Linked DNA regions of Homo sapiens: region 1 is linked to region 2. Evidence: read pairs that join two places in POLR2A ChIA-PET (ENCODE). Cell type or tissue: GM12878. All regions are shown on one strand. Each heading gives the region's core, and the rest is flanking DNA. Links, peaks and the distances in the headings are about the cores only. Region 1 overlaps ATF7-NPFF (ATF7-NPFF readthrough). Region 2 has its middle 20 kb from the start of ATP5MC2.

Region 1 (16,482 bases), core at 6,283-14,282, 79 kb before region 2:
CTGTAGTCCCAGCTACCCAGGAGGCTGAGGCAGAAGAATCACTTGAACCCAGGAGGCAGAGGTTGCAGTGAGCTGAGATTGTGCCACTGCGCTCCAGCCTGGTGATAGAACAAGACTCTGTCTCAAAAAAAAAAAAAAAAAAAGAAAGAAGTCTGAGTTTAAAAAAAGAGGTCCATATCTGCCTATTCTAAAGCACTAAACAGTATATTTAAAAATTATACAAAACTACTCATTTTCTAACTACAAAGAAACAGAACCAAGTGACAAATTAAGTTCAAAAAGGACCATAAAAAATTCTAAAGTTATAAACCGTTTCATATAGAAACAAACACGGTGGAAACTCGTTTATAAACACACAAGGTAAAACAGGCAATTCAAAATAGCTCCTCCTTTTGTTACCTTCCAGGACCCATTTTGAATGCTTCCTAACAACAATTATGCTTATATCAGACAATCAGAAATTGCCCCAACCATGCATCACAAAGGGAATATAGAGCTGAAACCAAGTTTAGCAGGTACCGAATACCTTTCAGCTCAGTACAAACTAGCTGAAAAACTTAGAAAGGTACCCAAACAGAGCTCTATGGGCTCTATTTCTTTATGATAATAAAAAAATTATATGCAAACAGCTCTCTTTTAAACACACAACTTCAGTTACCACGTTTCAGACTCTAAGATAATTTAGCTGCCATTAAGCAAAGAGTACAAATACGAGATCTTCGCCACAGCAGTCTCAACATTTTATATTCTCCCTAGGATACTCAGTGCTGCTCTGATTTCCATTACATCTAGCAAAGTGACTTAAGATTCCAGTTAACACATGAACTGTGAGACTATAATGCAGGTTATGGGAACCCCAGAAAACAAAGTAGACTACTCAAGTTTTACTAGGCAGTAGATTATTTAGGTATTAAAATTTCTCTTCATAGGCCAGGTGCCATGGCTCACACCTGTAATCCCAACACTTTAGGAGGCTGAGGTCAGAGGACAGCTTGAGGTCCGGAGTTCAAGACCAGTCTAGCCAACAAAGCAAGAGCCTGTTTCTTTTCTTTCTCTTTTTTCCTTTTTTTTTTTTTTGAGACAGGGTTCTGCTCTTGTTGCCCAGGCTGGAGTCCAATGGTGTGTTCTCAGCTCACCACAACCTCTGCCTTCCAGGTTCAAGCGATTCTCCTGCCTCAGCCTCCCAAGTAGCTGGGATTACAGGCATGCGCCACCACATGCAGCTAATTTTGTATTTTTAGTAGAGACGGGGTTTCTCCATGTTGGTCAGACTGGTCTCCAACTCCCGACCTCAGGTGATCTGCCCGCCTCAGCCTCCCAAAGTGCTGGGATTATAGGCATGAGCCACTCCGCCTGGCCACGAGACCCTGTTTCTTAAAAAAAAAAAAAAAAAATTAGCCATGCACAGTGGTGTGTGCCTGTAGTTCCAGCTACTCGGGAGCTCGGGAGACCGAGATGAGAGGATCCCTTGAGCCCAAGAGTTCAAGGTGGTAGTGAGCTATGATCACACCACGGCACTCCAGCCTGGGTGATAGACTGGGACTCTTAAAAAAAAAAAAAAAAGTTCATAAATTCTGGATTAATTTTCCATTGAATTATTTAGCATAATAATAGTTTAGCATATATTATCTCAATACTAAATCAAATGTCCCAAAAGGATATGCTGAAAGCATATATGTACCACTATAATCTTAAACTAATTAGCCTTATTGTTTTAAATGTTATGCTTTTTTTTTTTTTTAGACAGGGTCTTGCTCTGTCGCCCAGGCTGGAGTGCAGTGGTGTGATCTTGGCTTACTGCAACCTTTGCCTCCTGGGTTCAACAGATTCTCATGCCTCAGCCTCTTGAGTAGCTGGGACTATAGGCACGCACCACCACGCCCGGCTAATTTTTGTATTTTTAGTAGAGACGGGGTTTCACCATGTTAGCCAGGCTGGTTTCGAACTCCTGACCTCAAGTGATCCGCCCGCCTCGGCCTCCCAAAGTGCTGGGATTACAGGCGTGAGCCACCGTGCCCGGATTTTAGCCTTATTGTTTTATATTAGTGTTTTGTAAAGCACTTGCTAACAGACTGGAAAACTGAGGCAGAGAGTTACAAAATATATATAGACAAAAAAGGTCAAGGGGTTAAGGTCAGTCTGATCCTAGTTACCTGTTCTCATACATTCCAAACGAGATACAAAAATGGGCCAGGTGCAGTGGCTCACACCTGTAATCCCAGCACTTTGGGACGACGAGGCAGGTGGATCCCTTCAGGCCAGACGTTGAAGACCAGTCTGGCTAACATGGTGAAACCCTATCTCTACTAAAAATACAAAAATTAGCCGGGTGTCATGGCAGGCACCTGTAATCCCAGCTACTTGGGAGGGTGAGGTGGGAGAATCACTTGAACCCAGAAGGCGGAGGTTGCAGTGAGCTGAGATCACACCACTGCACTCCAGCCTGGGCAATAGAGTGAGACTCTGTCTCAAAAAAAAAAAAAAAAAAAGGTACAAGAATGGACACCACATCTATTTACAACCTCTAAAAAGTTGTCTACTTACAACTGAATCATGTTTTACCAACACTTCAGAGCGTAACAGGTACTGTTATATATGCTTATTATATATAAACATGTTACATATGCTTATTATATAAATAAATGTCCCGAAACATGAATTTGAGGGGCTACATGTTCTGGGGTATCATTTTATTTAGGAAAATTAAGTGATGCTCATAGTTTGTTTTTTATGGTGAGTTTTCTTGTTTGTTTGAGACAAGGTCTCGCTGTCACCCAGGCTGGAGTACAGTGGCATGATCACAGTTCACTACAGCCTCGACCTCCTAGTTCAAGTGATCCTCCTGTCTCGGCCTCTTGAGTAGCTGGGACTATAGGTGCACACCACCATGCCCAGCTCATTTTTTTTTTTTGTAGAGACAGGGGGTCTTGCCATGTAGCCCAGGCTGGTCTCAAAATTCCTGGGCTCAAGCGATCCTCCTGCCTTGGCCTCCCAAAGTTCTGGGATTACAAGGGTGAGCCATTGTACCCAGCTAATATTCACATTTTTAACATTAAGCATGTTTTATTGTAATTATTTTAAAATTCATTATCCAGGCTGGGTGTGGTGGCTCACACCTGTAATCCCGGCATTTTGGGAGGCCAAGGTGGGCAGATTACGAGGTCAGGAGATCGAGACACTCCTGGCCAAAATGGTGAAACCCCGTCTCTACCAAAAATACAAAAATTAGCTGGGCATGGTGGCACGTGCTCCGGAGGCTGAGGCAGGAGAATCGCTCAAACCAGGGAGTTGGAGGTTGCAGTGGGCCGAGATCACGCCACTGCACTCCAGCCTGGTGACAGAGCGAGACTCTATCGCAAAACAAACAAACAAACAAACAAAATTCTTAATCCAGTAATAGTATATATGATGAGTTAGCAAACTTCAACTCATGGGCAAAATTCAGCCTATCACCTATTTTTATATGGCCCACAAGCTAAGAGTAGTTTTTACATTTTTCTTTTCTTTTCTTTTTGAGACAGAGTCTCACTCTGTTGCCCAGGTTAGAGTGCAGTAACGGGATCTTGGCTCACTGCAACCTCTGCCTCCTGGGTTCAAGCAATTCTCATTCCTCAGCCTCCTGAATAGCTGAGATTACAGGCATGTGCCACCATGACCAGCTAATTGTTTTTCAATTTTTAGTAGAGACAGGTTTTCACTGTGTTGGCCAGGCTGGTCTCAAACTCCTGGCCTCAAGTGATCTGCCCACCTCAGCCTCCTAAACTGCTGGTATTACAGACATGAGCCACCACTTTCAGCCAGTTTTTACATTTTTTCAACGGTTGAAAAAAAATCGGAAAGAATATGTTGTGATATGTGAAAATTATAGGAAAACAGCTGCATTTTTGTTCTTATTTTTTGAGAAGGAGTCTCGCTCTGTCACCCAGGCTGGAGTGCAGTGGCACCATCTCAGCTCATTGCCACCTCCACCTCCTGGGTTCCAGCGATTCTCCCACCTCAGCCTCCCGAGCACCTGGGGCTACGGGCTCGCACCACCACACACAGCTAATTTTTGTATTTTTAGTAGAGACGGGGTTTCACCATAGTGGCTAGGCTGGTCTCGAACTCCTGACCTCAAGTGATCCTCCTGCCTTGACCTCCTAAAGTGCTGGAATTACAGGCATGAGCCACCGTGCCTGGCAGCTGCATTTTTCTTTTTCTTTTCTTTTTTAAGATGGAGTCTTTCTCTGTCACCCAGGCTGGAGTGCAGTGGCTCGATCTCGTCTCACTGCAACTTCCACCTCCCGGGTTCAAGCGATTCTCCTGAGTAGCTGGGACTACAGGCGTGTGCCATCACGCCCGGCTAATTTTTGTATTTTTAGTAGACATGGGGTTTCACCACATTGGCCAGAATGGTCTCAATCTCCTGACCTCGTGATCCACCCGCTTCAGCCTCCCAAAGTGCTGGGATTACAGGAGTGAGCCACCTTGCCCAACAGCTGCATTTTTCAAGGTTGGTGCTCTAAGACTACAGTTCTCAAAGTGGGCTCCAGGGATCCCTACAGATCTTTCAGGGGGTTCATGAAGGTTAAATCATTCATGAGTAAAAGATCTATTTAAACAGTAAGTTAGGCTGGGCAAGGTGGCTGGCTGGGCGCAGTAGCTCTCGCCTGTAATCCCAGCACTTTGGGAGGCTGAGGTGGGCAGATCACCTGCAGCCAGGAGTTCGAGACCAGCTTGGCCATCACTGTGAAACCCTGTCTCTACTAAAAATACAAAAATTAGTTGGGCATGGTAGCGCGCACCTGTAGTCCCTGCTACTCGGGAGGCTGAGGCACAAAAATCGCTTGAACCTGGGAGGCAGAGGTTGCAGTGAGCCAACCTCACAGCACTGCACTCCAGCCTGGACGACAGAGCGAGACTCTGTCTCAAGAAAAAAAAAAGGCAAGTGAGGCCAATGCATTTTTAAAAAATTTCCCAATGATAGCTATTTATCCTGAGCCAATGCATTTTAACATAGCAGTACTAAAAAGTTCACAGATGTGGTTTCAAATTCTATACCACAGCTAACCTTTATGAAACTATCACTTTTCAGATTTTGCTGTAGTATCAAAGAAGACTATATACAATTACCTGAAAATAATCCTTTCTTTTCCCATTACATCATTTTCTTCAAATACTTAAAATGACATATCTTAACAGATTGAATGCAGAAGCAGATATGAGAATCCAGCTTTTTTCTGGTTAGCCAGACATTAAAGAGATCTGAAGTTCTTCCCCCAAATTCTTTTTAAACAAAATAGTTATTTATGTTAACATGTAATGGGTTTGTTATTTTAAAGTAAATTAATAAATATTTTAAAAACTTATCTCATAATTGCTAATATGCTAAATATCAACAGATATAACCCAGATAAACAAATGCTCTTTGGAGTCCTCAATTATTATTTTATTTTATTTTTTCTGAGACAGGGTCTTACTCTGTTGCCCAAGCTGGAGTGCAGTGGCACAATCTCAGCTCATTGCAACCTCTGTCTCCCTGGCTCAAGTGATCCTCCTACCTAAGCCTCCTGAGTAGCTGGGACTACAGGAGTGCACCAACAAGCTCGGGTAATTTTTAAAATTTTTGTAAAGACAAGGTCTCACTATATTACCCAGGCTAGTCTCAAACTCCTGGACTCAAGCAATCCCCCCACCCCCACCTCAACCCCCCAAAGTGCTGGAATTACAGGTGTGAGCCACTAGGCCTGGCCCTCAATAATTTTTAAAAGTATTATGGGGTGAATTCCGAGACCAAAAAGTTTGAGATCCACTGCTTTAAGAAATACACAAGCAGTAGAGGGCCCTAGATTGATCAAACAGAAGGCTGAAATTAATTTCTGGATTTCAAGCTCAGACATGCAGAAACTGGCTTCAAAGAAAGGAGCCAGCTTAAATAGACCAAATAGTTTTGCAGCAAATGACTGAAAACAGATGAGAGTGAGAATTAGGCTGAATCATAAGTTAGGCAACACATAGCCAAAGCTTAGGAACCTACCTGGAAGCAGCTTCATACAGGCAACTACTTGAAGTTTTTTTTTAAGGCTTTCTAGGCTTTCAGAGGATTCCAGGACTATTTTGAGCTATCCCCAGAAAGGTTAATAAAGCAAAAACAAAGAAGCAACAACTTGCTAAAGTGACAGCAGGAAGCAAAGTTAGAAATAACTGGAGAACATTGTATTTATCTATGTTTGGCCTCAGTGTGCATTTTAGAAGTTGAAAAACTCCTGGAAACCAATAGGATGCTGAACAAAAACTAAACAAAAAATTTTAGTTTGTTCTGCCATTTTCAGATAAAGTATGATCCTCAAAACAATAAGCCAAAAGTAATCAACCCCAAAACACTGATCTTTTAAAATTACCTTTTAATTTAAAGGACCAATTTAAAATCTTAAACAGGCTGCAAAGAACAAAAAACCTGACAGGCTTTAATATTAAAGTATAAGATTGGTTCTGGATAGGAAATAGCTGCACTATCCCACAATGACAATCACTGAGACACTTAGAAGTTCTCAGGAAAAAATATTTATTTCCTAAGTCTGTCCACATATTTTCAACAGTGATCTATTTGGGGTTATTCCAATGCTCGCCAATTCACTCTCACCAGTCCTAAACATGTAAGTGTAAAGTATTACCAAACTACTATTGACCAAAACTTCAAAAAATAAGTTAAAGAAAATGGTGTTGGCTGGGCGTGGTGGCTCATGCCTGTAATCCCAGCACTTTGGGAGGCCAAGGCAGGCGGATCGCCTGAGGTCCGGAGTTCAAGACCAGCTTGGCCAGCATGGTGAAACCCTGTCTCTACTAAAAATACAAAATTAGCCAGGCATGGTGGCAGATGCCTATAATCTCAGCTACTCAGGAAGCTGAGGCAGGAGAATCACTTGAACCCAGGAGGCAGAGGTTGTGGTAAGCAGAAATCATGCCACTGCACTCTAGCCTGGGCAACACGGCAAGACGCCATCTCAAAAGAAAAGAAAAAAAAAAAGAGCTGGGTGCGGTGGCTCACGCCTGTAATCTCAACACTTTGGAAGACCGAGGCGGGCGGATCACAAGGTCAGGAGATTGAGACCATCCTGGCTAATATGGTGAAACCCCGTCTCTACTAAAAATACAAAAAAATTGGCCAGGCATGGTGGCGGGCGCCTGTAGTCCCAGCTACTCGGGAGGCTGAGGCAGAAGAATGGCATGAACCCGGGAGGCGAAGCTTGCAGTGAGCCGAGCTCGTGCCACTGCACTCCAGCCTGGGTGACAGAGCGAGACTCTGTCTCAAAAAAAAGAAAAGAAAAATAAAAAAGAAAATGCTGCTACAGGAGTCATGTTGGTACCAGAAATATGATGTTAAATAAAACCAACAAGGTGTTATTCAAGTTTGATAAAACTTAAATATTACTGGCAAGAAACTTGGTACCAACATGATTCATTTACAGTAATTACGTCACATTCAACAAATCATCCTGATTTTATAATATAGTTAGGGGCTGGATGCGATGGCTCACACCAGTAATCCCAACATTTTGGGAAGCTGAGGCAGAAGGATCCCTTGAGCCCAGGAGTTTTAGATCCCTGGGCAAGAGAGCAAAATCCTTTCTCTGCAAAATAATTAAAGATTGGCTGGATCGGAAGTGAGGGGGTGTGCGTCTGTAGTCCCAGCTACTTGGGAGGCTGAGGCAGGAGGACTGGAGGATCACTTGAGCTCAGGAGTTCAAGGCTGCCAGTGAGTTATGATCACGCCACTGCATTCCAGCCTGGGTGACAAACCCAGACCCATCTCTAAAAATAATGATAATAATAATGAGTCAGGCATATTCCTATTTCAAAAAGAATGGTTGTGCCCTATTTTTCAATCTGACAAAATGTTTTTTTCTTACTGCATGGTAATTTTAAGCCCTCCCCAAAAATTGACCGGTTTAGCACACAAACATTCCTCGTCTACTACAGCAAAAAGAAGCAATCTATCAGATCAGGAGAAAACAGTAAGGAATTCCACTCAAAGGAAGCAAGCTGGGTTTTGTGAGAAGGTGGGGCTGTGGCAAAACATGTGACCACAGATGTCCATGCCACAAGCTCATGAAATGACTTTCTAAGCTAAATCTTGGCTCCCGTTAGTTTACTTTTGGGTTTTTTTGAGCCAGGGTCTCACTCTGTTACCCAGGCTAGAGTGCAGTGGCGTGATGTCAGCTCACTGAAACCCCCGCCTCCCAGGCTCAAGTAATCCTCCCGCGTTGGCCTCCCAAGTAGCTAGGACTAAAGGCGTGCACCACCAAGCCCAGCTAATTTTAAAATTTTTTGTAGAGATGGGGTCTCCCTGTGTTGCTCAGGCTGGTCTCGAACTCCAAGCTCAAGCAATCTGCCCACCTCAGCCTCCCAAAGTGTTGGGATTACATGTGTGGGCCAACTCACCCAACCTACACTTTCATAGACTTTCATGATATTTATTAAGAAGAGATACAATATTGAAAAGAAAAAAAGAAACTTTATGCACATTCTGGTTTCAAATGTATGGGAACACTGAGGATTAAAATTGCCAAAAGATGAGAAAAGGCGTGGCCGGGTGCGGTGGCTCATTCCTGTAATCCCAGCACTTTGGAAGGCTGAGGCGGGTGGATTGCCTGAGCTCAGGAGTTCGAGACCAGCCTGGGCAACACAGTGAAACCCCATCTCTACTAAGATACCTAAAAAATTAGCCAGGTGTAGCAGCGTGTGCCTGTAATCCCAGCTACTCAGGAGGCTGAGGCAGGAGAACTGCTTGAACCTGGGAGGCGGAGATTGCAGTGAGCCGAGACCATGCCACTGTACTCCAGCCTAGGCAACAGAGAACGACTCTGTCTCCAAAAAAAAAAAAAAAAAGGTGAGAAAAAGCTAACAACCTGAAGTCAAGGGTTTGTAATGAGTTTTACTGTAAACTTATGTATTATTTCTTTCTTTGAGACAGGGTATCACTTTGTTGCCCAGGCTGGAGTGCAGTGCTGCAACCTGGGCTGGCTGCAAACTCTGCTTCCTGAGCTGAAGCAATCCTCCCGCTTCAGCCTCCCAAGTAGCTGGCGCTACAAACGCATGTCACCACACTCAGCTAATTTTTGTATTTTTTATAGAGACAGGGTTTTGTCATGTTGCCCAGGCTGGTCTCGAACTCCTGGGCCCAAGCCTCCCAAAGTGCTAGGATTATAGGTGTGAACTACTGTGCCCAACCAATGCTTATGTATTATGTCCTTCTTAAAACTACTATACTAGGCCAGGCACAGTGGCTCACACCTGTAATCCCAGCACTTGGGGAGGTCAAGGTGGGTGGATCATTTGAGGTCACGGGTGCGAGAGCAGCCTGGCCAACATGGTTGAAACCCCGTCTCTACTAAAAATACAAAAATTAGCCAAGCATAGTGGCAGGCAACTGTAATCCCAGCTACTCGGGAGGCTGAGGCAGAAGAATTGCTTGTAATCAGAAGCCGGAGGCTGCAGTGAGCCAAGATTGTGCCACTGCACTCCAGCCTGGGTGACAGAGCAAGACTATGTCTCAAAAAAAATTTTTTTAAATAATAATAAAAAAAAGACTACTATACTAACTCACCTTTGCTTTGGTTGGGAACCTTCGTTAAATGTTTGCCTACAAAATTTTAAAAGCTTATCTTTTTATACAAGTTTATCTTTTCATACAACCTTTCCTGAATTGTAACACTCATCCTTCATTTCCGAGGAAGTGATATAGCAAATACTTTCAAAATTGAATTGAATCTTGCCTCATTGTAAACAGGCAGTCAGTCCATTATACAGAAGACCAAAAAAAAAAAAAAAGTTTTTAAACAAAAGGACAAACAAGAGAAAGGAAGGAAACAAAATACTATGATTTAACAGGAACAAAACCCAACATTCTTTCAACACAAAGTGTCCACAAGGGAAATGTCGAAGAGAAAATGTCATGATAAAATATTTTTAAGATATAAAATGACTCCAATGCAAAATATTTGTTGTTGTTGATTTTTGTTTTGTTTTTAGCTCAAAGGAGTTATTATTTCTCGTCATTTATGTTCCTTACTTGTGTTTATCCATTCCCACTGGGTCGACAGAAACATTTCAATTTTATTTTCTTTACAGTCTATTTTTCTTCCTGATTCTTCAAGAGTAAGTTCCTTGATCTTAACTTCTATTTATGAAAGTTCTGGCCTGAAAAGAACCTTGAGGGGTTATCGAGTCCATCCTTCTGCTTTCCAGGAGAATTCATAACTAATGCTATCAGATGGATGAGAAGGTATCAAAAGAAAATGCATTGTTTCCCTGCCTAGTAGCATGCTAATTTAATATGCACATTCATTCACGATTTGCAATTTTTTAAAAACGAAAGTAAAAATTAAAATGCCAAAAGAGGAAGGTACTTAAAAAATGCATTTATCAGCTAAAATTGCTCAAACATAAATTCAACTGTCAGGTCTAAAATTAACAAGCAGGAAAAGTTGCTGCCTGCCAATGTAAAGTCTTTAGTCCCTAGAGATGTCTTCTGAAGTTGTATCTCATTTGTAGCACCCTTCACCTACAACACTTAGACCTGGCAAACTTAGACCATCCTTGCCAATAAACTACAATTATAAATGGCAATTGTGTGTGTGTGTGTGTGTTTATAGTTGGTATAGGTTTTTATTCCAAACAGAAAATGAAAAGTTAGGGTCGGACGCGATGGTTCTTGCCTGTAATCCCAGCACTTTGGGACGCTGAGGTAGGTGGATTGCCTGAGCTCAGGCGTTCGAGACCACCCTGAGCAACATGGTGAAACCCCATCTCTACTAAAACACAAAAAGTTAGCCGGGCGCAGTGGTGGGCACCTGTAGTCCCAGCTACTTGGGAGGCTGAGGCATGAGAATTGCTTGAACCTGGGAGGCAGAGGTTGCAGTGAGCCAAGACTGCACCACTGCACTCCAGCCTGGCTGACATAGCAAGACTCTGTCTCCAAAAAAAAAAAAAAAGAAGAAAATGAAAAGTTAGGTCTAAATTGGAGATGTCAACATTACAGGGAAACTACATAAAATTGTTTTCAGAGAGTAGTTTAATTCTTTCATTTCTAAGTTGAAATGTCCAGGGAATAAAGTTTTTTTCCTAAAAGAGTTTCCAAGGGCAGGTGGCTCACACTGTAAGCCCAGCACTTTGGGAGGCCCAGGTGGGCGCATCAACTGAGGCCAGGAGTTTGAGACCAGCCTGCAACATGGTGAAACCACGTCTCTACTAAAAATACAAAAATTAGCCAGGCGTGGTGGCATGTGCCTGCAGTCCCAGCTACTTGGGAGGCTGAGGGGGAGAACTCCTTGAACCCAGGAGGCAGAAGTTGCAGTGAGCTGAGATTACACCACTGCACTGCATCCTGGGAGACAGAGCGAGACTCCGTGTCAAAAAAAAAAAAAAAAAGAAAAAAAAAAGAAGAGTTTCCAAAACAAGCTGGGCATGGGGGCCCAGCCTGTAATTCCAGCACTTTGGGAGGCCAAAGCAGGCAGATCACCTGAACTTAGGAATTCAAGACCAGCCTAGGCAACATGGGAAACTCTGTCTCTACAAAAAATACAAAAATTAGATGGGCACGGTGGCGCACATCTGTAGTCCTAGCTACTCAGGAGGCGGAGGCAGGATAATCACTTGAGCCCAGGAGGCAGAGACTGCAGTGAGCCAAGATGGCGCCATTGCACTCCAGCCTGGGAGACAGAGGGAGACCCTGCCTCAGAAAAAAAAAAAAGTTTCCGAAACAGAATTTCATCTAATGTCAAAAAATCTGGCCAGGCACAGTAGCTCATGCGTGTAATCTCAGCACTTTGGGAGGCTAAGGCAGGAGGACTGTTTGAGCCCAGCAGTTCGAGACCAGCCTGGGAAACATGATGAGACCTCTACAAAAAATAAACAAAATTAGCCAGGCATGGTGGCATGAGCCTTTAGTCTCAGCTACTCAGGAGGCTGAGGTAGGAGGATGGCTTGAGCCTGGGAGACTGAAGCTGCAGTATGAGCCATGATTGTGCCACTGTACTCCAGTCTGGGCAACAGAGTAAGACCCTGTCTCAAAAAAAAACCATGGCCGAGCACGGTGGCTCACGCCTGTAATCCTAGCACTTTGGGAGGCCGAGGTAGGTGGATCACTTGAGGTCAGGAGTTCAAGACCAGCCTGGCCAACATGATGAAAACCCATATCTACTAAAAAAATACAAAAATTAGGCCGGGCGCGGTGGCTCACGCCTGTAATCCCAGCACTTTGGGAGGCCGAGGCGGGCGGATCACGAGGTCAGGAGATCGAGACCATCCTGGCTAAAACGGTGAAACCCCGTCTCTACTAAAAATACAAAAAATTAGCCGGGCGTAGTGGCGGGCGCCTGTAGTCCCAGCTACTTGGGAGGCTGAGGCAGGAGAATGGCGTGAACCCGGGAGGCGGAGCTTGCAGTGAGCCGAGATCCCGCCACTGCACTCCAGCCTGGGCGACAGAGCGAGACTCCGTCTCAAAAAAAAAAAAAAAAAAAAAAATACAAAAATTAGCCAGGTGTGGTGGCACATGCCTGTAATCCCAGCTACTTGGGAAGCTAAGGCCTGAGAATTGCTTGAACCTGGGCGGCAGAGGTTGCAGTAAGCCTGCCACTGCACTCTAGCCTGGGGAACACAGCGAGACTTCGTCTCAAAAAAAAAAAGAAAAAGAAAAAAACCACAACCAAAAGACAGTAACAAAATAACAACAAAAAATCCCTGCAACTATGAAGAAATATGGTTAATTTTCTATAATTATTTGAAAATGAAAAAAAAACAGGACTAGAAGTCTTGGAAATGGGAAAATTATAATTTTTTAAAATGTGGGGCAAGGGAGGTCGAGTACAGAAATCGTAGACTAGTGAAATATTATTTCTCAGAAAGATTCTAAATGAATTATTAAACAGATCACTTATGAACCACTGGCAAGTTATGCAGTGATCTATAAACAGTAGCATAAGATACCCAAACAGCAACTAATATGCAACTTCATTTTCTTTTTTGACAGGGTCACTAGCCTAGGAGTTCAGAGATGTCAGAGGCAGAATATACTGCATTTGGATTTCAACAAGATACCTCTTGCTATTTCATAGAAAATAAAGGTTAGATTATATAAAATGGCAGGTGGGATTCACAACTGAATTTTATCCAAAAGTTGACTAACAGGTTAATGTTAACATAATGATAGTCTACTCATGTTGTATAGCATTGTTCTACCCTTATACATGTTTACCAGTGACCTAAAACAAAAACACAGGTATCATGTTTATCAAATTTATCAATAATACAAACATATGAGAAATGGTCAAGAGGTGAAATGACATTATCAAGCTAAAACAACAAACCAAATTAACAAAATGATAATTACAGGGATAAATGTAAAGTTGTCAAAAAATCAACTACATGGCCGGCGCGGTGGCTCACGCCTGTAATCCTAGCACTTTGGGAGTTCAAGGTGGGTGGATCACTTAAAGTCAGGAGTTCGGGACCAGCCTAGCCAACATGGTGAAACCCCGTCTCTTCTAAAAATACAAAAAAAAAAAATTAGTTGGGTGTGGTGGTGCAGGCCTGTAATCCCAACTACTCTGGTGGCTGAGGCAGGAGAATCGCTTGAACCCGGGAGGCGGAGGTTGCAGTGAAACAAGATCGAGCCACTGTATTCCAGCCTGGGTGACAGAGCAAGACTCTGTCTCAAAAAAAAAAAAAAAAAAAAAATCAACTACACAAACTAATGTGATCTTAGGCTTTAAAAACAGAGGCATAGAGTGCAATAAAATAGAAGTTGTGATTCCCCCCGTAGTTTGTATTTATTAGATTATATCTGAGATGTTCAGACCTAGATGAGGAACCATAAACCACTCAGGTAACTAACTTGATGAAGAGCCTGATCTTTTATTTAAAATGTCACTTAAGAAATCGTACGGGCTGGGCTCAGTGGCTCATGCCTGTAATTCCAGCACTTTGGGAGGCCGAGGTAGGCGGATCACTTGAGGTCAAGAGTTCAAGACCAGCCTGGCCAAAATGGTGAAACCCCGTCTCTACTAAAAATACAAAAATTAGCTAGGCATGGATGGCGGGCACCTGTACTCCCAGCTACTCAGGAGGCTAAGGGACAAGAATCGCTTGAAACCGGAAGTTGGAGGTTGTAGTGAGCTGAGATCGCACCACTGCACTCCAGTCTGGGAAACACAGCAAGACTCCATCTCAAAAATAATAATAATAATAATAATAATAGAAATAGCTGGCCGGGCGTGGTGGCTCACACCTGTAATCCCAGCACTTTGAGAGGCCGAGGAGGGCAGATCACGTGGTCAGGATATTGAGACCATCCTGGCTAACACGGTGAAACTCCGTCTCTACTAAAAATACAAAAAATTAGTCAGGCATGGTGGCGGGCGCCTGCTAGTCCCAGCTACTCGGGAGGTTGAGGCAGGAGAATGGCGTGAACCTGGGAGGCGGGGCTTGCAGTGAGCTGAGATTGTGCCACTGCACTCCAGCCAGGGCAAAAGCGCGAGACTCTGCACTCCAGCCAGGGCAAAAGTGCGAAATTGCGTCTCAAAAAAAAAAAAAAAAATAGCTTAAAGAACTTGGGGTATTTACCCCAGAAGAGATGCCTCCTGTAATCCCAGCACTTTGAGAGACCAAGGTGGGGAGATGGCTTGAGCCTAGGAATTCCAGAAGAGCCTGGGCAATGCAGGGAGACCCAATCTCTACAAAAAATTTAAAAATTAGCCAGGCATGTTGGCATGCGCCTGTGGTCCCAGCTACTTGGAGGCTGGGAGGACTGCTTGAGGCCAAGAGTCCTAGTTACTCAGGAAGCTAGGACTAGAAGATAACTTTAGCCTAGGAGTTCGAGGTTACAATGATCTGTGATCACGTCACTTGCACTCTAGCCTGGGCAACATAGCGAGACCCTGTCTCTAAAAGAATGAAAGCGATAAGTGTCATGAAATACTTGAAGACTACCATGTTAACAAGGAACTAGATTTATTTATTGTGGCTTCAGATAACAGAGCTAAAGAGCTTCAGCACAATGTAAAAAATGTTCTAAAAGTAAAGCTCCAATAATGGAACAGGGTATCTGTGAAGTGGAGACTTTCTCCTTAGAGTATTCAAAAGTCAAAAGACCAACCGTCTTTTAACACATCATACCAACTCTGATGTGTTTTCACATATCATAAATTTATTTGATCCCTCCTAAAAAAACCTTAGGGGAAGGCAACATGTCAAAATGAGTAAATGTCAGAGAAGCTTAAAAATTATTTTCTTTGACATATTTTTAAAGAGACAGAAGACTTTTTCATGAACTCCAAAATCGTAGGACCATTTTCTGAGAAACCAACAACAAAAGAAATGAATGCTTTTTCCTTTTAAATGAATGCTGCATTTGTTTTTCTCAAAGAAACACCTGTACCTTAACTTTAGTACTTTTATTAAGGGATAAGGGACAATTATATACCAGTATGCTAACTAGTCTCAAGAAAAGAGCTAGCTTTATTAGACATTTACGTGGAGTTCTATCTGTTCCACCTAAAACTTCCTTGCAAGGAGAAGGCTCCTCCTTATCAGACGTGGATAGGAGGCTGCTGTAACACTAACTCCCTCCCACTGTAGCCTAGGAAAAACTCGGTCTTGACATGCACAAAACAATAACTTCTGAGAACTTCAGAGCAGCTGTGTTCAGACAGAGCCAGTGACTTTACTCCAGGCAAAGAAGTAGTTTAAGAGTTGGTTGAAAAAACAATTTTCATTTTGGGTTGGAAATGAGGAAAGGAAAGAGAACAAGATACAGTAAGTAGAGCTATTAACATTTTAAAACCGTGGTAAACAAACGTGTTTAAAAATTACAACACTGAAACTACCACAGGGTGTAAACTTTGATCCACAAGTTGAAAGATGAGCAGTGTTATCACTCTAGCTTTCTGCTAGATGGTAGCACTAGTGAGAAAAAAAAAATCTTGGGTTTAATAGTGCCCTAGTCAAAGCAATCACCAATTCTAGGGCAGAAGACCAAAACAAGGGACTCTGCTCTCTCACTGGGTAATTTTCTGTACTGCTGCCAGGCAAACTGGAAATGTTCTGAATGTCCAATAGCAATGCACTTACTGTGAAATACTAGAACCCAGCTCAGTAGTTAATGCTAACGGGTCAGCAATGAATTGGTCTCAATGTGCTATAGGGGCAACTTCTTGGCCAGGGAGAAAGGCTTCAGCTGATTGCAGAAAACCAAAGGTTAATACAACTACGTACTCTGGTTTCTCTTCATGTAATAGCTTTACTGATATTTCAGACATTATTTCCCTTCTCAAAAGTAAAAGGAGAAGAGAAGGAATGTAAAAGCAAAATCTACGCAAGAGCAAAGAAGTTATTAATTGGCTATATTAGTCCAATTCGTTATTAAATGATACACAACTATCAAACAAAGGGCAAAGCCCTGTCCCTTTTCTGTACAGAATTAAGAACTGGTAAGACTACTTAGCA
Region 2 (16,482 bases), core at 5,133-13,132:
GGGGTTTCACCATATTGGTTAGGCTCGTCTTGAACTCCTGATCTCAGGTGATCCACCTGCCTCGGCCTCCCAAAGTGCTGGAATTACAGGTGTGAGCCACTGTGCCCGGCCCTTATTTATTTATGTTAAGACAGGGTCTCACTCTGTCATGCTGGCTGGAGTGTAGTGACACGATCTCAGCTCACTGCAACCTTTGCCACCTGGGCTCAAGTGATCCTCCCACCTCAGCCTCCCAAATAGCTGCACCATCATGCCTGGCTAATTTTTAAATTTTTTTATAGAGACAAGGTTTCCCCGTGTTGCCCAGGCTGGTTTTGAACTCCTGGGCTCAAACGATCAGCCTGCCGTGGCCTCCCAAAGTGTTGGGATTACAGGAATGAGCCACTGTGTCCAGCCTGTATTCTGTCTTTTAAACACAGACACTGAAACTCTCATTAAGTTGGTTTAGTCACTGTCCCTGAACATGTATAGATTCTTACCACATGCTGTCACTCTTGTCCAGCTTGCAGCTGGATGTCTTCTCCCTCCTCAGTCATTCCATATTCTATTCTTGTTGTTGTTGTTGTTGTTGTTGTTGTTTTGAGACGAAGTCTTGCTCTGTTGCCCAGGCTGGAGTGCAGTGGTACCATCTTTGCTCACTGCAACCTCCACCTCTGGGTTCAAGCAATTTTCCTGCCTCAGCCTCCCTAGTAGCTGGGATTACAGGCGCATACCACAACGTCCGGCTAATTTTTGTATTTTTAGTAGAGATGGGGTTTCGCCATATTGGCCAAGCTGGTCTCGAACTCCTGACCTCAGATGATCCACCAGCCTCGGCCTCCCAAAGTGCTGGGATTACAGGTGTGAGTCACCATGCCTGGCCACCCAACCCCAAATTCTACTCTTTATTTTAGGCCCACTTCTTCCATGTTAGCATTCTTGCCTGCTGCCCTCCACCCTTACCTTGAGCTCTTCACAGTCTATGTCATCTAGAACTTACTTATGTCTTAGTATGTTCATTGTCTTGTCTTGTTCTGTTTCTCTTACATGTGTGCAAGTCTTGCCTCCCCAACTAGAATTTTAGCTTATCAAGGGCAGGAACTGTAATTCTTATTCTCTAAAATTTCCCATGGTTTCTGTGTATTCATTCAACATACATGTATTAAGTTCTCATGTGCAGCCAGGCGTGGCGGCTCATGCCTGTAATCCTAGCACTTTGGGAGGCTGAGGCAAGAGGATCACTTGAGGCCAGGAGTTTGAGACCAGCGTGCACAACGTAGCAGGATCCTGTCTCTATTATATTAAAAAAAAATTATGTGCCTGAACTGTGCCTGAACAGGTTTTAATGAGGCAGGGCATGGTGCCTCATACCTGTAATCCTAGCACTTTGGGAGGCCAAGGTGGGAAGATCACTTGAGCCCAGGAGTTTGAGACCAACCTGGACAACATAGTAAAACCCTGTCTCTATTTTAAAAATAATTTAAATTAAAAGTTTAAAAAATTCTATATATATCCCTGGAGTAGCTAATAATGTAATGGACTCATGGTTTGATAACTGCCTATAAAAGTATTGAGCACATAATGGTACTTCACTACAGGTTTGATGGATTGACAAATCATGCTGCTTTTCCAATAGGCATTCAATGAATGGAAATTAATTAATGAGACAACTGAATAACAAGCTACTGATACGGCTGTTCCAGGTGTACCTCTCCTGTAAGAACCTAGATCTAGCTGTCTTAATGGTGTAAGAATGATTTGAGAGGAGAAGTGTTCTTTAGAGTCACCAAAGCAGAGTCTACTGTCTTTTCAAGGCAGTGCTAACTCCTTTCCTTAGGGATTTTACAGGTGTGATGAATACCTTTTGCCAATTGTGTCATTCAGGTTGGTCGATTATGAGAACTATGTTCATCATCATAATAAAAACAGCTATAATTGAACACTTATTGTGTGTTAGACATTGTGCTGATTCCTTCCTTCCTTCCTTCCTTCCTTCCTTCCTTCCTTCCTTCCTTCCTTCCTTCCTTCCTTTCTGATGGAGTCTCACTCTGTTGCCCAGGCTAGAGTGCAGTGGTGCCATCTCAGCTCACTGCAACCTCTGCCTCCCGGGTTCAAGTGATTCTCCTGCCTCAGCCTCCTGAGGAGCTGGGATTACAGGTGCGCACTACCACGCCTGGCTAATTTTTGTATTTTTAGTAGAGACGGGGTTTCACCACGTTGGCCAGGCTGGTCTCAAACTCCTGACCTCAGGTGATCTGCCTGCCTTGGCCTCCCAAAGTGCTGGGATTACAGGCGTGAGCCACTGAGCCCGGCCTGATTTCTTTACATTAACTATCTAAATCCCAACTCCGTGAAGTGGAAACTATTATCATCCCTACTTTACAGAAGAGGGAACTAAGTCACAGCTAGTAAGTAGGAGAAGCTATATTTGAACCCAGGAAGTCTGATTCCATACTGTGCTGTCTATAAAAGAAACTGGGAGAGTGGAGAATTGAGTTTTTGAGGTGGCCCTGCCATTCACTCACTGAGTGAGCCGCAGAAGTCATTTCAGCTCTCAAGTCTTCAGCCCCTTCTGATCACACAGGGACAGCCCCAGACCTAAGGTTAATTATTCTGAATTCAAGGCCAGTGCTCTTTCCACCAGCCTCAGCTGCCTAAATCTGGTGGTGATGATCCTTTAAATCTCGTCTTTCTTTTCTCTTTTCTTTTACTTTTTTCTTTCTTTCTTTTTTTTTTTTTTTTTACATGAACAATTATACTGCAGAAGAATCTCATCTTTCATCTCCCTGTGGTATCAGGGGCAGCCTGTAGTATTACCATTTACAAGATGGGTGTCCTTTTTCTTTGAGATGGAGTCTTGCTCTGTCGCCCAGCCTGGAGTGCACTGGTGCGATCTCGGCTCACTGCAACCTTCACCTCCCAGGTTCAAGTGATTCTTCTGCCTCAGCCTGCTGAGTAGCTGGGACTACAGGCATATACCACCATGCCTGGCTAATTTTTATATATTTAGTGGAGAAGGGGTTTCACCATGTTGGCCAGGCTGGTCTTGAACTTCTGACCTCAAGTGATCTGCCCACTTCGGCCTCCCAAAGTATTGGGATTACAGGCATGAGCCACTGTGCCTGGCCAGATGTCCTTTTTTGAGAGATTAAGTGTGAAGACTTTGATGGCTTCACGAAAGGCTTGGCTGATGGGGGAGTGTAGAGAGAGCTGCGGAAGAAGGACCCCTGATGCTAATTTCTTCCTGTGACACCGTTCCTCAATTCCTAGGTTTATTAATTATTATTATTATTATTATAGAGACAGGATCTCGCTCTGTTGCCTAGGCTGGAGTGCAGTGGTGCCATCATAACTCACTGCAGCCTCCACCTCCTGAGCTCAAGCCATCCTCCCACCTCATCTTCCCAAATAGCTAGGAATACAGGCATGCACCACTGATATGGTTTGGCTCTGTGCCCCCACCCAAATTTCATCTCGAATTGTAATCCCCATGGAGGGACCTGGTGGGAGTTGATTGGATTATGGGGGCAGTTTCTCCCATGCTGTTCTTGTGATAATGAGTTCTCAAAAGATCTGGTGGTTTAAAAGTGTGTGGCTTTCTGGCCGGGCATGGTGGCTCACGCCTGTAATCCTAGCACTTTGGGAGGCCGAGGTGGGTGGATCACAAGGTCAGGAGATCGAGACCATCCTGGCTAACATGGTGAAACCCAGTCTCTACTAAAAAATACAAAAAATTAGCCGGGCTTGGTGGCTGGCACCTGTAGTCCCAGCTACTCAGGAGGCTGAGGCAGGAGAATGGCGTGAACCTGGGAGGCAGAGCTTGCAGTGAGCTGAGATCACGCCACTGCACTCCAGCCTAGGCGACAGAGCAAGACTCTGTCTCAAAAAAAAAAAAAAGTGTGTGGCTTTCTTCACTCTCTCTATCTCCTGCTGCCCTGTAAGACATGCCTTGCTTCCTCTTCACCTTCCACCATGATTGTAAGTTTCCTGAGGCCTCCCCAGCTGTGCAGAACTGTGAGTCAAATAAACCTCTTCTGTTTATAAATTACCCAGTCTCAAGTACTTCTTTACAGCAGTGTGAAAATGGACTAATACAACAACCATGCATGGCTAATTTTTTATTTTAGTAGAGACAGGGTCTTGTTATATTGTCCAGGCTTGTCTCGAACTCCTAGGCTTAAGTGATCCTCCTGCCTTAGCTTCCAAAAGTGCTGGAATTATAGGCAGGAGCCACTGTAATAGAAATAGAAACCATTTCTAGGTTTATATATATACTTTCATGGTTGTAAAGGTATATCGGCACAATTTCTAGGTTTAAATGAGAACATTTCCCAGTATACAGAATGCTTGCTATCAAGAGTTCATTCACAGAGCATATAACCAAAACCAGGCTATGACTAAAAGGAAGGGGGTGGGTCCATTTTGTTTTTTTCAGAGACATGGTCTCACTCTGTTGCCCAGGCTGGAGTGTAGTGGCACAATCATAGATCACCGCAACCTTGAATTCCTAGGCTCAAGTGATCCTTCTGCGTCAGCCCTCTAGTAGCTAGAACTACTAGAGATGGGGGTCTCACTGTGTTGTCCAGGCTGGTCTCAAACTCATGGCTTCAAGCCATCCTCTGGATTTGGCCTCCCAAAGTGCTGGGATTATAAATGTGAGCCACTGTGCCTGGCCTTTATTTTTTTAATTATTTTTATTTTGAGGTGTCTGCTATCCACAGACCCCTTCCTCCACAGGCACTGTTCCCAGCTCTCCCTGTATCATCTCCTCTATAGGTCTCTTTCTGTTGCCTAGGCTGGAGTACAGTGGCACGATCATGACTCATTATAGCCTTGACCTACTGGGCTCAAGTGATCCTTCCACCTTAGCCTTCCAAGCAGCTGGAACTAAAGTTGTGTGCCATCATGCCCAGCTAATTATTTTGTTTTATAGTGACAGGATTTTGCTATGTTGTCCAGGCTGGTCTTGAACACCTGGCCTCAAGTGATCCTCCTGCCTTGTCTTCCCAAAGTACTGGGATTACAGCTGTGAGCCACTGTGCCCAGTCCCCAATTCGTTTTTGACTGGATAGTTGGATCAATACCATTAACAGACTGAGACCAAGTAACAAGAAAGAGCAGGCAAAGGCTGACTTCTTTGAGGAGCCTCCACATAGAAACCAAAGCTGCTTAAATCTTCCACTTTGTCCTTTCATAGATGGAATTTTGCCTCCCGCATATGGAGACAAAGGATGATAATTTTATTTATTTATTTTTTAGACGGAGTCTCGCCCTGTCACCCAGGCTGGAGTGCAAAGGCACAATCTCAGCTCACTGCAACCTCTGCCTCCTGGGTTCAAGCGATTCTCCTGCCTTAGTCTCCCAAGTAGCTGGGACTACAGGTGCGTGCCACCACGCCCAGCTAATTTTTGTATTTTTAGTAGGGACAGGGTTTCACCATGTTGGCCAGGCTGGTCTCGGCCTCCTGACCTTTTGATCTGCCTGTCTCGGTCTCCCAAAGTGCTGGGATTATAGGTGTGAGCCACCATGCCTGGCCAGAATGATAATTATCTGAACAAGTGAGCATGTCTGGCTGGCTTCAGTCAGTGTTTTAAACTTGTGCTTAGGCCAGGCATGGTGGCTCATGCCTGTAGTCCCAGCACTTGGGGAGGCCGAGACAGGTGGATCACTTGAAGTCAGGAGTTCGAGACAAGCCTGGCCAAAATGGCGAAACCCCGTCTCTACTAAAAATACAAAAATTAGCCAGGTGTGGCGGCAGGCGCCTGTAATCCCAGCTACTCGGGAGGTGGAAGCAGGAGAATCACTTGAACTCGGGAGGTGGAGATTGCAGTGAGCCGAGATTGCAGGACTGCGGGACTGCACTCCAGCCTGGGTGACAGAGCGAGACTCCATTTCAAAAAAATGAAATTTAAAAATAAAATTGTTGTGCTTAAATAAAAATTGGTTTGCTATACTCCTCATGTTGTTATTTGACTCAGCTCTCCCTCTTTAGTTTCCCTTGCCTGTGTGTCTAGGGTAGCTGTGTATTTTGTTCTCACCATATATATAAGGAAAATACAAATATATTACATACACATGCACACTGATCCCAAACCGCTGGTCCCCAGGCCCTCAGCTGCAGCCTGACATAGAAGTAGATGCTTCAGAATTTCCGCCTAGGGCAGACTGGCTGCAGCCTCCACTGAGGTGCCTGCTGGTGTCCTTCTGTAGGGCTTCTTTACCACCAGGCAGCCTGGCAGGACGTCATTTTTTTCTCTGCCCTCATCACCTTCCCTGGCTTCCAATTTCATCTTGTCATTTTTCAGAATCATTTACATGGTTCTCCTGTAGGCTTTTTTTTTTTTTTTTTAACTTTCTCCATTCCTGCATAAAATTCTATAGAGACCAGGGAGGGAAACCCACCATCTCTCTCTCTCTCCCCACTAACCCCTTTCTGTCTGTCACACACACACACACAGTGGCAGGCAGACTTCATCTCTCCCCTAACCTTGCCATGCTCCCAAATAGCAAATCAAGATCACTTCCCTTTTAGGAGATGGGTCCATCCTTTTGGTGGATTCACCCGAGGTTGCTGAAGGGCCGAAATTCTGAAGCATCTACTTCTATGTCAGGCTGCAGCTGAGGGGACCAAATGTTTGGGGTCAGTGTGTGTGTGTATGTCATGTTTTTGTAAAGGTATTTTCCTTAAGCAGAAGGTAGCTTTGACTGTAGGTTAGAATTCTAAGTGTGAGTGGGAGGGGAAGTTGGGGGGTGAGGAAAAAAAGTCCTGTTCTGACCTTTGCGGATGGGGATTCCAAGAGAAGTCTTGGTCCTTGCCTTTCTGGGAACCCTCAGTCTATGTGGGGAAAACTCCAGGTCAGATGGGGTGAACCAGAGGGAACAATGCACTTCTTCACAAACCAACATATAAACACTTGCGAATGAAATCACGCAGAGACATTCATCAGCTTCAAAAGGAGAGCGGAACTGGGAAAGGAGTCGGCAGAATTGAGAGAGGAGAATTTGGGAAAGCTTCTCCATGAGAGCGGTGCCTGGAGAGGTGGGTTGGGAACCGTCGCTGAGAATAAGGCACAGGTCAGCCACCTTTCCCAGCATCTCCTCCTCGCAAACCCCAAGCCAAGGCAAGCTGGATGAAGCGCTCCCTGGGCAGGCCCGGCTCTCCGTGTCCCTCCATCACCTGACCCCGCTGGCTCTCGCAGACCCCTTCCTCCACACTCACTCCTCCCGGCTCTCCTTCTATAATCTCCTGACATCTCTTCAAATCCAATTATTGAATTAATTGACGTACGAACCCAGAGGCAAACAGAAAGGGGCGGCAAACACTGGGCGGCTCAGATTTATCCTTCGGCCTCCGCAGGGCCCGGCCGGACGAGATTTACTGGGCCTCGAACACGGCGACAGTTCAAACCTTTGATTAATCATGTTTTTCTGCCTACCCCATAATTTAGTTGCTCTTTTTCCCTCCCTGCCTTTTTTTTTTTTTTTATCAGCGGAAACAGAGACGGAGTCCTCATCAGCTTCAATTACAAATATTAAGGTCCCGGACAGCACTTTGACAGAGAGGCGGCCAGCCCCCCACTTCGTACCACCCCCCTAAATCATCTCCGAATTAACATCACATCGGCGGCTGGCGCGTGTTCAGATTTAAATGGTGGCATATTGTTCGCGGACGGTCTAGCTCAGAACCGCGAGCTCGCAGCTCCCGCGGCGGGCCCCGCCTCTGCCCACACCGGCCCCTGCGGCCTCCCGGGAGGCTGTGACTCAGGAGTCGCGGGAGGCTCCGACTCAGGAGTCGCGGGAGGCTCCGGGCCCTGTCTCCAGCAGGGGGCTGCAGGCGAGGGCGCGCTGGGGCGGGGGCGGGCGGGCTGCACAGAGGGGTCGGATGTGGGGCGAGTTGGGCAGAGGAAGAGGAACCGCAGATGCCGGGTGGCGGGAGAGGGGCTGGGGCTGCAGGGAGACAGGTGGGTTTGGTCGGGGTTGGGGGTTAGGAGGGGAGGACATGCTCTCTGCAAATTAGGTGCAAACGAAGGCTCAGAATGAGCGAGTTTGGGAACGCCACTACACAGACCTTTGGGTCTGGGATTTTGACCCCTCGCTGGATCTGGAGGGCACCCTTGGGTGGAGAGGCCAGGAGGTAGGGAAATCTCTTGCTCCTTGAGTCATGCGATATGAATGAAGGACGGGTGTGGAGCAAGATTTCTCTATTTCCTGAGCATGTTAGAGAAAATTGGTCTTAAACTACAGCCAGAAGGCTTGAAGATAGTCTTCTGGAAGACCTGGGGTGAGGTTGAAATACCCACCCTCCCCGCCCCCGGGGGGCTTTCGGACTAGAAGTCCCTCGAAATAGCCAGACTTCTTGGAAGGCTTTTGGGGGAACACATATAACTATTGGGCTCTGTCCCACTCAAGAGAAGGAGAAAAGGGAGAGTCATTCCTCTGACCCCATCAATCCTTTGAGAATGAAGGAGCTCAGGAAGAAACATGTCAATCCAGGACTCTAGGTTTCCAGATATTTTTCTATTCATCTGTCTCTTCCCTCTTGTCCGCATCAATCTCCAGGACCCGATTTCTGCCTAGCAACATCACAACCAATCAAGATGCAATTAAACCTGTCAGTTCGGCTCATCCTTAACTGGGATTGGCTACTCGCAGTATGCTTATCCCAAGTTTTCATTGGCTGACGGCCACCTGTATGGAAATAAGAATTACCCGGGACTCTCAGGCCCTTCTCAGCCGTACCGACCTGTGGCTTAGTGCGCTGAAACCTGCAAGGTCGGAGCCGAAACTCCTGGGCTTGCTTGTTGTCCTGCCTTCTCTTCCTCAAAGGAGATCTCTTGAATATTGCCTTTTCCCTCTGCGCCCTGCCTAAGGCCTAGTCTGAAAGAAGTCCGACCAAATAACCTGAAATAATGCGGATTTGCATGCTTTCTGTATCTTCTTTGCATTCTCTAGGTTCAAGGTCAAGATTTTGCCCCTTCCCTCCAATGCCGCCAGTGTTCTAGCCCCTTTCTTCCACGTCCACCTAAGGGGCAGCTTCTCTCCGTGTGAAGTTCCTCCGTCCCGCCCCGGGTTTGCCAAAACCCTCCCTTCTGGCTCAGCTTCCTCAATTCCCTACCGACCCTCCTCCATTTCAAGATCCAGGCATCTCGCAAAACAATCCAGTTTAGGAGGGAGTTAGAGGGGGAGAGGACCCCCCCCCCAAAAAAACCCTCCATCCTCTCTCCCCATCCATTTTCTCCGAGGGAGCCGAGTTTGACAGCGAATTCATTCCGAGCGGGGAGGGTGATTTATTCTTCAAATATACCGACAAGTGCGGGCATGATGGAGCCCATTAAAATGTTGGGAGATTGTTTTTATGATTGAAGTCTGTATTACTCCAACCATAAAGAAAGAGAGCAAGGAGTCATTAGCATTTTCATGATGGTGTATTTCTGCTTGTCTCCGCGCCATCACTCATCTTTACTGCCCGTCCCTTTGCTCTCGCGCTGCTACAACGAGGAGAGACTGCAGCCTGAGTCGGGGCTGGGGATGGGGGGAGATGGGGGCCAGAGATCCGCGCCCCCCACGCCGCTGTGCCCTTCACGCCAAATCCTCACCCTCCCTGAGACGCAGATCGGGGGTGAGAGGCTGGAAACAGACGTAGGGCCTCAGCTTCCTTCTGCGGCTCCTCCTGCCCTTGAAGTGTGGGAGCAGGGGGTCCTGCCCAAATGGTGCTTGGAGATCTGAGCACAGTGGGGTGGTGGGGGGTTACACCCCTTCCTTTCTCTGGCTCTTCACTTGCTGACCTACACTGAGAGCTCTTCAGGGTTATCCACATAGGAGTAAATTCAAGAATTCCTGGCTGAGTGCCTTGGGCTGGAGACATCAGTGTAGGAGAGGGCAAGAGGGAGGAGACCCCAAATCCTTGGGTTTGGAAAACTGGGTTGGCAGGAAGTTGGGAGCCCGGACATTTGGTTTCTGTCTCTGCGATCCCCTAAAGGGCCCTTTGACCTTGCTCCGGGATAAGTTCAAGCCTCCAGTCTCCACCCTGATTCCCCAGCTCCTGCTCCCTCCTAATTCCCTAAATCCTGGACTCTTTCTACACAGTCATTTACAACCAGACCCTCCAGTACTCCAAGGAGCTAATTTACACCCTCCATGCAAATAATGGAGATCAAAATAGTTACTGCCAAGGAATGAGCTTAGAGACAGTTGGCTATGTGTAAAACACTGCCTCCAGATGCCCGAGGATGGTTGGAGTCCCCTGTCCTCATCTCTGTTGTCTTCTTCTTGTTCTTCTTCTTGTTCTTCTTGTTCTTCTTGTTCTTGTTCTTGTTCTTGTTCTTCTTCCTTCTTCTTCTTCTTCTTCTTCTTCTTCTTCTTCTTCTTCTTCTTCTTCTTCTTCTTCTTCTTCTTCTTCTCCTTCTTCTTCTTCCTCCTCCTCCTCCTCATCTTCTTCTTCTTCTCCTTCTTCTTCTTCCTCTTCTCCTCCTCCTCCTTCTTTTTTTTTGAGATGGAGTCTCGCTCTGTCGCCCAGTCTGGAGTGCAGTGGCGCAATCTCGGCTCACTGCAACCTCCGTCTCCCAGGTTCAAGCGATTCTCCTGCCTCAGCCCCTGGAGTAGCTGGGATTACAGATGCATGCCGCCATGCCCGACTAATGTGTGTGTGTGTGTGTGTGTGTGTGTGTGTGTGTGTGTATTTTTAGTAGAGATGGGGTTTCACCATGTGTGTATTTTTAGTAGAGACGGAGTTTCACCATGTTGACCAGGCTGGTCTGGAACTCCCGACCTCAAGTGATCCACCCACCTTGACCTCCCACAGTGCTGGGATTACAGGCATGAGCCACCGCACCTGGCCTCATCTCTGTCTTCTGATAAGACACTAACATATAGAAACATTCATTCCAGGTTGGGCACAGCCTGCCTGCATATCTTATTGCCCCCTATTTGAGTGGGGGTTGGTTGGCATATAGGCTAGGTTAAAGGGTGATGGGGAAGAGGAGGCAGAAGTAAAGGTGGTGAAGTGGAAGTGGTAGCTAGGAAGACATTAAGAGTGATAATAAAAATTAGTGGACCCCCTTCCTGTTGGTCTACTGCTTTCCCATTTTATTTTATTTTATTTTATTTTATTTTATTTTATTTTATTTTATTTTATTTTATTTTATTTTATTTTATTTGAGATAGAGTCTCACTCTGTTGCCCAGGCTGGATCAGGGCTCACTGCAGCCTTGACCTCCTGGGCTTAAGCAATCCTCCTGCCTCAGTCCCTGGAGCAGCTGCATCCACAGGTGCATGCCACCACACCCGACTAATTGTGCTTTCCCATTGATGCCTCACAACAACCTGAGAGGTAGGTTTCATGTCCTCCATTTCACAGAAGAAGAAACCAAAGCTCAGGTTGGGAGATACCCAAGGACAATTAGGTGGTAAACAGAAGAATCAAGATCTGAACCTGGACTGTCTTCATCACCTGAAGCTGCCTGAGAAGGAGTTCAGGGTCTCTAAAGTAGAAGCCAGGATGACTAATAGCTCCATATAATTCATCTGGGTTCATAAGAAAGTGAGGAAGTCTGTCTGGTAAGAGCTTAAGAATTTTGAGAGAAATTTTACTAGAAATATTTATCTCGTGGTGATTGGGTCTAGGTAGTCGGGTAGTTACTATCATTGCTGGGATCTACCTCTCCCTAATCATTTAGTGAACATTTATTAAGCATCTACTATGTGTCTTCTTTTGATTGACCCCACCCTCCCCTTTCTCCACTTCCCCTACTGAGATGGGTACCTAATAGAGTTCTCAGGTCCTGGGCAGGGGTAGAGGCCCAGGAGAAAAGGAAGGTGTGGAGGTGAGAGCCCCCCATAGCCTGCACAGTGCCCAGAGGCGGCTGCAGCGGTGGCTCCAGATTTATAGCTGCCCCGGTACTGATGCAATAAAAGGAAACGATCCTTTTCTGTACTAATTTCTGTGTAATTAGATCTCTCCTGGCATGGAAAGTGGGGAGTGGGGGTGGCCAGGAGGGGAGGGTGCCAAGGACTCTTCACAGAGTCCTCCTTGGGAGGAGGGACTGCTGGACACACATGGCTTCACGTGGGGCTGGTTGGACAAATGGATCTGCACACACTGTGATGCACACAGGAAAGCAAGGAGGTGGAGGAGTCTTGATATGTCAACACACTTGTGTGCAGGATGGGGACAGACAAACCTGGGATCCTGCACAAAGATCCTGGAGCCAGAAGAACTAACTCCCGGGTAGTCTGTACACACAGAAGATATTGAAATCCTCAGAGGAGCTGCATACAGATTTCCCTGTACTAAGCTAGACACCAAGACCCCAGACCCTTGTTCAGAGAGGCTTGAACAGCAGAGAATTCCTTCAGATTCATCCACATTTACATCCACAGATACAAAACAATATATACATACACTTGCAGGAATACATATACATACATACACTTACTTGCATGAAAGCACATACACACCTCTCTTAATCAAATGCAAAAATTACAAAGTCTACACTTAATAGGAACTCAGCAAATGTTTGTTCCCTCTTCCCATCCTCATTGCCTGCCCACCTCCTATAGGCAGGAAACTAAAGGATAAAAAAAGCTCTTTCCTTAAGTAAGGTTTTCTTTAAAATACTTGAAGATGGATACTATGAAGCCAAGACAAAGATGAATCAGACAAAATCAAGAAAAACGTGGGGATGGTTAGTGGGGGAATGATTCTGGACTCTTTCCTCTCTTTTGGGAGAACAAAATCTCAGAGAGGAAAAGAACACCATTGTTATTATTACTACGCCCTTACCCCGACTCATGGTGACAAACAGTTACTATGGGTATGGCAGTAATGCCGTTTGGAGCGACACTTCTACCGAGCTAAGTATTCATCATGCACTTGAGTGTGTTTGTGGAGGAAGCTCAGAAGGCCTCTTATCCAATCTCCCTCTGCAGCCTGAATCTCTTTCACAGTCAGCCTGCTGGGGAGCCAGCCAGCTTCAGCTTCAGTACTCCTGCTAAAATGGAGCTCTTAATAAGCAGTCTGCCCCTATCGATGGACAGCTGCAGGGATTAAAATATTCTTTGGTGCAATTGAAATCTGTTTTCTTTTAAATTTCAGAATATACTATTTCTAACTACCTGTCATATCTCCTTGAGTTATTCTAATGTTTGAATACCAGTTCAATCTAAGCATTAATTGTCCCTCTACATTAGCAATAACAATTAGATACCCATTGGGAAAATCAGGAGATTTTGATCTCCACAGATGACTGTCATGTACTTATCTTAAACCCTTGTTCTAATGGGTAATTCCTGATTAACCTGAGTAATGAAAATGTATCACAAGAAAGAAAGATTTGTCATGCCTTGTTATCACTTCATAAGGCCATCTTTCTAGATACCTGCCATAACATCAGGATATTTCCATCCCAATAAAACATGATCATGATGTGCTTGGCTAATAAAAAGGAAAAAAGCCGTGTGTTAAAAATATGTTTAAAATGATTTGCATGAGTGGTGTAAATATAAACCACCACCATCATCATTGTCAACATTATCCCCAGTTTATTTGCCTTTTGAAATCCCTGCCTGACCTTGAGGGTGGGAGGTTGATAAAGGAAGAGGGAGGCAGAAAATTAGCATCTATTAAATGCTTATTATTGCTAGGCACTGTGCTAAACACTCACAATAACCCTCTAAGATAGGTATTATTATGCTCTTACAGATGAGGAAATTGGGCTCAAAGAAGTTCAGGAACTTGCTCTAGGTCATACAGTTAGTAATCACAGGATCAAGATTTCAACCCAGGTAAGTGTAATTCCAAAGTCTGCACTCTTTCCCCTACACCTGGACTGGTTACATTTACTTTGACCTCAGCAGTGCCTCACTGAGTGGATCTATGCTGCTACTGATGTGACACTGGTCAGGAGACATGCTGGGCTCAATGATCCTTCCTAGACACCCAGAGTCCCAGAGGGGAGCCAGAAGTTCTGAACCTGACCTTTGGGGCTTCTGTGTTCAGTCACATTACTGCCTTCACCCAGGAGTGCCCACACGTAATCATGGGCACCGTCATTGTTGTGTGCAGTGTCACATCCAACACGCATTTGGACTCACACAGGCTGGCTACACCTTCCCATCTCCCAGGCGGTGGTGTGTGCAGCCAGCAGGGGTCGCCGGCACACCAGGAATTACCACTTTCTGGGTTTGTCTCCTGGCCCAACAGGATGGAAATGTTCCTCTTCCTGTGTTCTTCTAAAATCTTACATTAATCCCTTGCCTTCCCCGCCTTTCCCTCCTATCTCCTCCTATCCCCACAGAGCCAGTAGGTTTCTTACGACAAGCTGGGTAGTAGTAGCCCAGTAAGTAACACCCTAAGCTGCTGAACCCCAACCTAGACCAGAGATCAGGGATTCTGGCAGCCAGTTCTGCTTCAGGAATGGCCAGGGAGCTAAGAAGCCTGGAACACCCAAGCTTCTGGATCAGCCTTGGCTGGGGAGGACTCTCCCTCCTCTCAGTGCTTCCTCCAACTCATCTCAGCATCTGCCACTGTACCTGTCTTGACCATTCTTTCCTGTCTCAACGTCCATGTAAGCATCTGTCTCAGGATCTTCGGACCCTCAAGGCCCTGTAGCTCCCTCATCTTGGGAGGGCCTAAGAATGCAGGAGGAGGCAAATCTCTAGTGATCTGTGGCCAGGGGTTTCAGAGGAGAAATCATGGTTTGGGTAATACAGGGGAGGGATCCAGGTACCCTGCCTCACAACAGTAAGTGGGGGCCAGTCATTTGCTATCTGTAGGAAAGGAGTCCAGACACTGTCTGTGGAGGTAGCTGTGTCTGCCTTTTGGGAGGGACATCTCTTTTCTGCACCTCGTCTCTCCCCTGCTATAGCAACAGTGCCTCAGCTTTTCCATCCCCCCATCTCTCTGTTGACCCCCTCCCCTCAACTCCTGGAGCCCACTGATTGGCGGCTGCCTGCTGCAGGGCCAGCTAGGTTTATGGCTTTGCGGCAGCTGGGGAGAAAACGAGGCCAGAGACAGAAAAATGGAAACCTATCAAGAAATCAAGGATGGTGAGAGTAAGAGAAAGAGAGTCAGAGATAGAAGCAGAAAGACTCCAAGAATAATAGAAACAAAAAATCAAAATGATGAGAGGCACAGACTGAAGCGGAGACAGATACAAAGAAAATTGTAGAGATACTGATAAAAGATGATGAAAAGGTGATAGGGATGGGGAGAAGAGGGAGAGAAAAGCACAGACAAAACCATTAGGATAAATCCTGGGAGTAGGGATGTGCATGGCTTTCTAGGGGGACAGGAGTTGCTGGTAGTAGGTAGAGGCTGAGGCTGTCATTTAGGGACTCCCAGAAATCATTTGGTGGTACAGAAGAGGCTGGAGGATCTTGCAGCCAGTCCCAGTTCTCTCCACACCTGTTCCATGTCCATTTCCACACCCTCCTCCTGGAGTTGTTTTTGTTTGTTTTAAGACAGAGTCTCTTTCAGGCTAGAGTGCAGTGGCATGATCAGGGCTCACTGCAGCCTCGACCTTCCAGGTTTTAAGTGATCCTCCTGCCTCAAGCCTCCTAAGTAGCTGGGACTACAGACATGCACCACCATGCCTGGCTAATTTTTATATCTGTGGTAGAGATGGGGTTTCACCATGTTGCCTAGGCTGGTCTCGAACTCCTGACCTCAAGTGACCCACCTGCCTTGGCCTCCCAAAGTGCTGGGATTACAGGTGTAAGCCATTGCGCCCTGCCTCCCTCCTGGAGTTTTAAGGCTATTGCAGGTCCTCCTTAAGGATGACCCATGACCTAGTATGGAAGGATCTTGTTCCATGTTCCATGAAATGCAAGGGAAAACTGAGGTCTGAGATTTGGGAGGAATTTTAATATTAGAGCTACCCTTTTTTGAGCATGAAATAACTTGCAAGGTTGTTAGTTCTCTGTCATGGCATCTCATTTGACACATATCGCTTTTACCTTATATTACGGTTATTTCTCTGTATTGTCTTTTTGCTAATATATAAGCTCCTTAACAGCAAGATCTGTGTCAGCCCTTCTTTGTGGCTCCCACAGTGCCTTGTTCTTATTAAGTGAACCAATGAATGGCCCCTGGAGATGTTTAAGCAGAGGTTGGATGACTACCAACGAGAGATGTGGTCCAGGGAATTTCTTTACTGAATGAGTAACTGGAAATATATCTCTAAGAGCATTTTTGGTTTTGAGGTTCTGTGAGCCCATACATATGAACCGGGCTTTCCTGGTTCTTTCCCTACTTCTCCAAATATGCAGAGGTAAGAGGAAAAGTGGGAAACTCAAGATTACCAAGTACCTACCATGTGCCAGGCTTTGTACAAGGCATTTTACACATCTGATCTCATTCAATCTTCTCAATAACAGGCAGGTGTTAGCCACAGTTTGCAAAGAGGGCTTAAGATAGATGAAGTTTATATAGGGACATAAAGCCTGGGTGATTTCCATAATACCATGTTTCTTATAATTCGAAAGATTTACATAGTTTTAGAAAGG

The links. Peaks named below come from ENCODE experiments on the same cell type or tissue, not always from the same donor. Only the 100,000 strongest peaks of a DNase experiment are listed, where the experiment ranks them.
Region 1: POLR2A ChIA-PET joins it to region 2 with 10 read pairs; 7 of 35 experiments call an interaction of 5 or more read pairs at or near these places.

What each region holds. Positions count from the first base shown.
Region 1 is chr12:53,608,095-53,624,576 of GRCh38, forward strand. The region is part of intron 1 of ATF7-NPFF (ATF7-NPFF readthrough); the gene reads right to left. All of the region lies in intron 1 of ATF7 (activating transcription factor 7), which reads right to left. Among named protein-coding and RNA genes, the nearest start is that of ATF7, 10 kb to the right of the region's middle. In GM12878, for the core only: no CTCF peak of the experiment used is centred there; no DNase peak of the experiment used is centred there; H3K4me3 peaks cover 2,065 bases; H3K27ac peaks cover 1,118 bases.
Region 2 is chr12:53,687,844-53,704,325 of GRCh38, forward strand. No RefSeq gene overlaps it. Among named protein-coding and RNA genes, the nearest start is that of ATP5MC2, 20 kb to the left of the region's middle. RefSeq lists an enhancer at 13,942-14,236. In GM12878, for the core only: no CTCF peak of the experiment used is centred there; a DNase peak (open chromatin) is centred at 8,588; H3K4me3 peaks cover 554 bases; H3K27me3 peaks cover 1,641 bases.